Linked DNA regions of Mus musculus: regions 1 and 2 are each linked to region 3. The links are chromatin loops, found by intact Hi-C in ENCODE. Cell type or tissue: heart. All regions are shown on one strand.

The links. A loop is a pair of places that touch in the nucleus more often than their neighbours do. Peaks named below come from ENCODE experiments on the same cell type or tissue, not always from the same donor. Only the 100,000 strongest peaks of a DNase experiment are listed, where the experiment ranks them.
Region 1: a loop joins it to region 3, with 4 times the contacts of the local background. A loop is called at or near these places in 6 of 42 quality-filtered maps.
Region 2: a loop joins it to region 3, with 2.0 times the contacts of the local background. A loop is called at or near these places in 6 of 42 quality-filtered maps.

What each region holds. Positions count from the first base shown.
Region 1 is chrX:99,293,982-99,296,481 of GRCm38, reverse strand. Gm39528 (a long non-coding RNA gene) reads right to left here. Exons shown (of 3, transcript XR_878181.2): 2 at 2,175-2,399. Among named protein-coding and RNA genes, the nearest start is that of Gm30649, 3.6 kb to the right of the region's middle. In heart, no CTCF peak of the experiment used is centred here; a DNase peak (open chromatin) is centred at 1,561; H3K27me3 peaks cover 1,736 bases.
Region 2 is chrX:99,284,535-99,287,034 of GRCm38, reverse strand. No RefSeq gene overlaps it. Among named protein-coding and RNA genes, the nearest start is that of Gm39528, 2.4 kb to the left of the region's middle. In heart, no CTCF peak of the experiment used is centred here; a DNase peak (open chromatin) is centred at 1,314; H3K27ac peaks cover 2,174 bases.
Region 3 is chrX:99,198,308-99,200,807 of GRCm38, reverse strand. It overlaps Gm46674 (a long non-coding RNA gene), which reads right to left and starts at 2,107. Exons shown (of 3, transcript XR_001782764.2): 1 at 1,965-2,107; 2 at 1-213. In heart, no CTCF peak of the experiment used is centred here; DNase peaks (open chromatin) are centred at 937 and 1,427; H3K4me3 peaks cover 1,165 bases; H3K27ac peaks cover 2,500 bases.

The DNA of each region.
Region 1 (2,500 bases), 96 kb before region 3:
TCCTTCTTTTATGAGTCTAATGGTGTCCCAGACTGAAAGCTGCTCCTTCAGCTGGAGTCCTGACGATGGATGACATAGAGTATCACTGTAGTGGCTACACAGCATGTGGCTTGAGTACAAGGTGACCTTTGTTGCTGAAGTCACCAAAGTATGATTGTTAGCTTAATTTTCTTTTACGCCTTGACTCTGTGTTGTTTCCTTTGAGTTGGCTTTTCTGTTTGTATGGCCTTTGTCTTGGACATTGAAGACTTTTCTGAAATGTCTGGTGGTCTTTGGCTAGCCACTCATTTTTAAGGGTTGGGAAGTGACAAGAGGATTAGAAATCTCCATGCAGATCCCAGCAGTCTTCAACGGGCAGTGAGTTTTCTGGCCTTTAAGGGAACAGTCAAATATCGCTCTGGTGAGGTGTGGGAGAAACATGGATGCTTGGCTCCTGTGGCTGAGTAGGGGAAGAGGGCACAGGCTTTGTGCTTCAGTGTAGAGATGACTCTACTCCAGAGATTCTGGAAGCAGGACTGTTGTGTTGCCTCTGTGTCCAGCCTCCCTAGGAAACAAATTTCCAGTGCTCTGGCAAGGTGCAAGAAGGCCAATTCTGTGTCGTGGGACTTTCAGTCATGCCATGTATTGTCGGCATGAATACCCCATCATCTTCAGAAGTGTCTGGGATGCCTCTTCTGTGAGGCCTGTGCCTGTGTTCCCTGCCAAGTCAGCTCTAGCTCTCATCTCTCTCCTCCTCACCGCACACCATTTTGTCGTAGTTGACTCTTATCCTACATGTAATCCTTTAACAGCACATATTCAGATCCCTTTTCTAAGGTTTCCATGAGACTTGGGGCTGGCAGGCAGTACTGGAGGTACTGGCTTAATCTGCCCCATTTAAAACCTGAATCCACGAAATGCTCGCTAAAACATTACTATTTTATTGGCAGTATGCTTGATAAGTCTTTATGAGCCCTTTTCCAAACCTTAGTGTTAGTGGTTCAGGATATACTACTCATGGAAGGCAGAGAAAATGGGGCATCCATGGTCAGAGTCAGTCAAGCTCCCAACCCTCTAGCTAAAGGGAAAGTGAGGCTCCCATGCTGACTGCAGCCATCAGGGGGTATGTTTTTCAGGGAATTGGAATCTTGCTAAGAAAAATGTTCGAGACATTTCAAGGTTAAGAGGGCATTTGCACTGAATGAAGCAAGGGTTTTCAAGGAACCCAGGGGCTGGTGGATCGCTCTAGGGGAAAGCAGAGGAAAGGGAACAAAGAACTTGGGAAGACAAGTTGCTGAGTTATCAAATGAGAATGAAACGTGTAGGAGGCACAGGAGTGTACCAGGAAGACAGGGTGATGTAGAGTGGACTAAGATGGGCCCATGCTTTGGGTTCTGTTTCCCGCTGAGGAACACTAGCTCTATGCCTTCTCTTGGACTAGCTTCCTTTCTAAGAGGGGAGGAATCCTACCCAAGCGGGATCTCTTTCCTGTGACCAATGGGAAGAATAGTTACACCCAAATTCCATCAGCGAGGCTGAGATAAGGGCTGGTCTGCGCCTGCGCATATGTTCTGAGGCAGAAATTACTCCTCTGGGCTTGGCTTAATGAGCAGATCACTTCTGTCCACCCATCCCCGCCCTTTTCCTCCCACGATTGGGTTGAATTCCTTACTCCCCTGTCTGTACTTCCACCACATTCATTCCTGCGCTCAGCTCCAGTCAAGCAACCCCTGCTCTAAGCCCTGGAGGAATCCAATAGTGAATACCCCACACAAAGGTCGTACAGGGAAGAAGGGTAGCCCCACAGCAGGACACACTGCATGCCATCTTCTCACCAAAGTGGGATGCTTGCCACAGATCATTCTGGATTTGGTGCAACATCTGAGCCCAGCAAGCAGTCAAAGCAGAAAGGACAGTTCTTTTCACTTCCACTGCCACTTAGGTCTGAGATACATCACCGGGATTACTGTCATAGCTTCTAAACTGCTTCCTTGTCTCTCCTTTTTTAATTATTTCTACATCAGTCTACTTGTATGACAGCAGCCAAAGCGATTCTGCTAAAATGTAGGCAAGTGACTGTCACATTGCTGAGACCCCTGTCCTGTCTCCTCATTTCACTTTGAATAAGAGCCAAACCTTCACCATGGCTTGCCCACCCAGCCCTGATTTAGTGTGCATTCCTCTCCCAGATTTACCTGGAATGTCCCTTTGGCAGCCTGCATGGCCTCTTTTCTATACTTCAACCCATTCAGCAGCAGCCTTGCCACCTCAGGGGCGCTGCACTTGCTTGGAATGCGCGCTTTCTGGTTGTGCGCATGCCTGGCTTCCTCACCCAGATCAGCTGTTGATTTCAATCTCCTCTGTTTTCAGCGACACACTCTGATGGGTAATCTTGCCAACTTGAGTGGATTGAGAAGCTCCTGGGGGATTCATAAAGCACAGATCAGACTCTATCTGGGCGAGTATTTCTCTAGAGGGTTAGCCAACAGGAAAGAGCCCACCTGAATGTAGGTGGCACTCT
Region 2 (2,500 bases), 86 kb before region 3:
GGCATGAAGCCCTTGCCCACTCCTGAAGGCAGGCTGAGATGAACTGCATTGAATTGAGGGCTCTGTAAGGAAGGTCCGTTGGGCACTGTGCAAGGCAAGGAGGGAGGAAGGAAGAGAGGGGAAGGTCAAAGAGAGCAGAGGGGAATAGAGAAGAGAGGGTGGAAGGAGTGCATGCTAAATGGACGCTCTGGCAGCTCTTCATAGGTAGCTCTAGCCGACTAACTGTTTCTCCAATGAGATGCTTTGAAGTGCTCCTAGATGCCTCCAGAAGAGCAGATTTGTTATCTACTTCAGGGCTCTGCTTTCAGTGAAAGGCTCACTGCAAGGTTTCTGCTGCTAAAATGGCACAGGAAGGACTGAAGAAAGAGGAGAGGAAGGAGGAAGGGAGGAAGAGAGGAGAAAGAAGGAGACAGGAAGCGGGGAAATGACTGGAGGGGTGTACTGGGGCATAAGCATTGTGGTCCCATTTACTGTAGCCCCAGCCTGGTGTCAGAGCTAGAAGGGGTGGGGACTTAGTCAGCTGCTTCTCTCAGAACTCTGTCTTTTCTTTGGGGTCCCTGGGCATGTAGAGACGCAAGGGCAACACAAGGCTCATTCCTTTGCCTGGAGAGGGACATTAGAGAGGGCTTCTGATGTCTTGAGAGCTGAAGGATCTGTGGATGCGCTTTTAGGGTTCCACAAGTAGTCAAGTATTTCCTACCAAATTAGGAAAATGGGAACAGCGTATGGGACTTACTGCTTGGTTTTGGGTTCTCTGTGACTCGGTGGGATCCTAATAAAGGACTGTTTTCCACAAGACGAGACAACTAGGAAGGGCAATGCCAAGGCCACAGTGACAGTTCCACATCCTCCAATGCTCACCTCACACCCGAGGCTTGCTGCTTGTGCCAGAGAGGAAGTGGCTTTGGAGAAAGATGAAACCAAGAGAAGGCCTTGAAGGCTTTAGGCCACATTGTACTGGATTCTGCTCTGTGATGCACCCTGCAGAGAGGGCTGGCTGGAGATACAGAGGTGAATCAGGCTGAGGCAGGGACATTCTGGATGGTGTAGGGCAGGCTGCAGTTGGTGGAGTTGAGGAATCCAGGCTGGCCCTATAAGGGAGGTTCCTCAGCCTGGTGGAACGGTTCCTTGCTGCCGGGCAGGCCCGGCAGGCCCCTCCAGCGTTGCCATAGTGCTCTGTGGGTCTTCCCAGCAGCCTGCCAGGCGGAATGCGGCCTGGATGGTTTCCCAAGGAATGTAATCAAGATGTAAATGGGGGGCCGGGAGGAGCTGGTCGATAGGGTTGTCACCTCCTCAGGCCTGTATGGAGCTGGCCTGGACTGGCCTAACCGGGACAATCTCCTGGTTGGGCTCTGCTGTGGGACAGAGTGGCTGTTGAGTGCCAGTTTTCCCTCCTGGTGGGCTCTGAAAGATGGGCAATGCCTACTGGGGCAACAAGTCCTGAGGTCTTTGGCTGGCCCTCTTAGCCCACCTCTTTCCCTGTGAGCCAGCTAGGCAGATGTCTCTTTAGGTGTGGGAATTAGGCTGGGGACATCTGGCAAAGATTTGCAGGGGCTACAGTTCAGTTTGCCTTATTAATAGAGTTCAAAGGAATGCTCTCAGGAGGCTCAGCTCTCAAAAGCCCAGAGACATAGGCAAGGGTCTCCCCAACCAGGATTGGCCACCTTGGGTATAGATAGACCTAAGCCCTCTGGGACCAAGGCAATGTGTCCCAGTTCCAGGTGAGGTAGAGGAATTAAGCTTCACACAGGCAGCCCTTTTCCTTTCTGTCAGTGGCTCAATGTTCTGTTCCCCCTCTGAGCCACTGCTCTGAAGAAGTTACATTGAGTCAGGATGTCAGGGCCTGGTGCTGTTTCTCCTGCAAGTCCTAAGAGCAGGCATGGCTTGGGTGTGAGTTATCTGCATGGTTTTGCTAGTATCACTCCAAATCTGCTAGCGTCACAAAAACAAACAAACAAAACATCAAACTGAGGTTCAAACTGACATTTTGGCATGTGAATGTCAAAGGCCTTTCTGAAATACCTTAGAACTCCCACAAGGCATGAGCATCTGGGTTATTTCTATGGTATTTCTTGTTACCTACTAGATGTTGTGATTTTAAGCTCTTTCCCTTGGGCTCCACTTTCCTGGACTGTGGGCTGAGAAGCAACCCAGTGGTAGAGTTTTTGCTTGGCAGGCATGAGGCTCTGGGTCCTAATGTCCCACACAGCAAAACAACAAATGAAGAACTACATTAGTATCTGATTCTAACCCCTAAGGTCATTGCTGGTGGTGACAAGCCCTGATAGACATCACATAGTGTTTTCCAGGCATGGCTGTGTGTTTTTGTCCCATAAGGTCCTCTGACACCTCAGCTCTTCCTCTAGAGCAGTGGATCTCAACCTTCCTGATGCTGTGACCCTTTAATACAGTTCTTCATGGTGTGGTGACCCTAACCATAAAATTATTTCATTGCTCCTTCATTACTGTAATTTTGCTACTATTATGAACCATAATATAG
Region 3 (2,500 bases):
AGAATGGTATATGAAGCCCCAAACAGTCTGAGAGGCAGGACAGCACCAAAGAAATGCAAGCTGCTGTGCCAGGCTGCATCTGAGTATAGGTACATAGAGCAAGACTCACCCATTCACCTCTAGGACTGCCGTGGTCAAAGAGAGGAGCCAGAGCTGAGGGCAGCAGGCTTAAGCAACAGGAGGACACACGACGCCAGCAGGAAGCCCTGGGTTCTGTTCAGAGAACAGTAGTCCAGGACTGAGGTTCAGGTGGTGCCAGTATGGTTAGAGCTGGGGGCTGATAGTGAGGAATCGGGAAGTGACCCTTACAGGGATGACTGCCCATCCAGGTCTAGACAAGTCTGTGTGCAAGCCCCCCATGCCTTCTCTAGTTCCCCTTTCACTGGAAGAGCCCTTTGCCGCTTCCACTGCTAACTCAAATGGGACCTTCTGGCAGAAGCGTTCCTTGGTGCCCATCCCTGTCATCCCTGCAGGGCTTCTTGGCCTTAATTGTCATCACAGAGTCTCACCACACCGTACCTCTCAGTTTCTCCGAGTTAGCCTGGCACTGAGCCTGGCTACTGGGTGGATGCAGAGTGAAGCAAAATGGACACATGTTTACAAATAGGCCACCAGTTCTGGGTGTGGGAAGGCCAGAGGCCTTGACAGTCACCTGGGAGTACTAAAAGCGCATGTCTCTTCTCATTGTCAGCCTCCAGGCTGTGTCTGTCATCAAGACAGGATGGCAGGGCAGAGAGGCGAGAGGGGGCAGATCCCTGTGACAGGGGATCCCTGTTCCGCCTAGGCCAGATTCTCCTCACTCATCTGTCCTCAGTCTGGCATCAAGCTCCGGATGGGATTCAGGAAACACATGCAGAGGATACCTAAGTGACATCTAAGCTATCCCTCTGATGGGCCCCGAGCCAATGTCCTGTTATGATTGGCATGCCGGAACAGCCCCAGTTGTCCCTTCTCTGGCCATTCTGGAAGGCTCTGTTTTCCTAGAGAGGCCTTACCAGTGGCCCTAAGCCCTGTCCTATACCTTCCGTGTAACAGCAAAGCCAAGCAAGAGGAAGTGATATCAGTGAGCCTGGCTTCTGGGATTCTGGACTCAGCTTTTCCATGAACTTCTCTGGTGACTGTGGTTGAGTGTGTGATCCTCAGTGACCCTTGGAGTCTCCCTGCTAGAGACTGGAGGCCTCCCAGAGGGAGAGACGGTCCAAAGAGAGCCAGCAAAGGGTGGCTTTAGGTGCTGAAGCGTGGCCCTCATCACCGTGAGCAAGCCACATCTGGTGCCCTGCGCCAGGCGCCCTGTTGTCCGCCCTAGTGCCTGAGCCTGCACCCGCCTGGCCACAGGCTGAGGAAACATAATTGTGCCGGGCTATTTCAGACCCATTATCTCAGCTCAGCCCCGGCTTCCTGAGCAGGCCCCGAATTAGCCTGGCGCTTTGTTCTCAAGTGCATTCGTCAGATCGCTTGGCCTGTACCTCGGGAGGAGGGAAGAGGAGGGAGGGGAGGGCAGAGAAGGAGGGGAAGACAGGGGCGGAGACTGGGCGGAGAGGGAGAGGGAGGAGGAACTCGATGCTAATTAAGTCTCATTAAAAAGAAGACGACAATGAGGAATAAGGCGAAGAAGAAAGAAAAAACGAAGTGGAGGGGGGAGGGAAGGGCTTGCTGAGGAAGCAGAACAGCCACCGGGAGAGACGCACACAGAAGCGCGCAGGCACACACACGCCTACAAAAAGACAGACAAACACACACAGCTCTCCCTCCCGGGCAGCCTGTGCCCACTCTGCCCTGTCAGCCGTGGCCCTCCAGTTTGGCCCCAGACTTCCGCTCAGAACCTGCGCTTTCTTCCTGTGTCCAATTCAGCTAGGATTCAAATTCTGCCTGGGCTACTCAGTAGTTTAAGCCTGGTTAATCAGCTCTCGGGACCTCAGTTTCCAACATTTGTCACAGAGGAATGAATCCCCAGCTCTTCTTACCAAAACTGGCTGGAGGAGAATCGCGTATGCTCAGAGCAGCCAACATCCTAGCATAGTGCCCCTCGGGGTTCCAGCCTGGCTATGCAGCCACCTCTGTGCAGTTCTCAGAGCTGGGGTGGGATGGCTTCAGGGCTTGGGCCCTGCTGGGCTCCCTTCCCTCCTGCCACAGTTGGCCTGCACCCCCCTCGGCCGCCCCCCCCCCGCCCGCCCCTTGCACCACCACCAGCCCAGGCTGCTTTCATGGACCATTGCTTGGGCAACAGACAAAGCTGCCCAGGGGTAGGGAGCCTCTACATCGCCACAAAGGTCCCCAGTCGCCCTAATGAACTAACTCAGCTCTCTTTCTCTCAGAATTCTTGTTTCTTAGTAACTCACGTCTTCCAATGGAGCCCAGCTTAATGCCAAGCCTGCTTTTCCCAACACTCAGCTAGCCCCTGGGTAGATGAGAAAACTAGGCAAGGGATGCCTGTACCACCCCTCTTTGTCTGTAAGGAGAATCCAGTTTGACTCCCCCCACCACCCCACCCCCAGGTCAG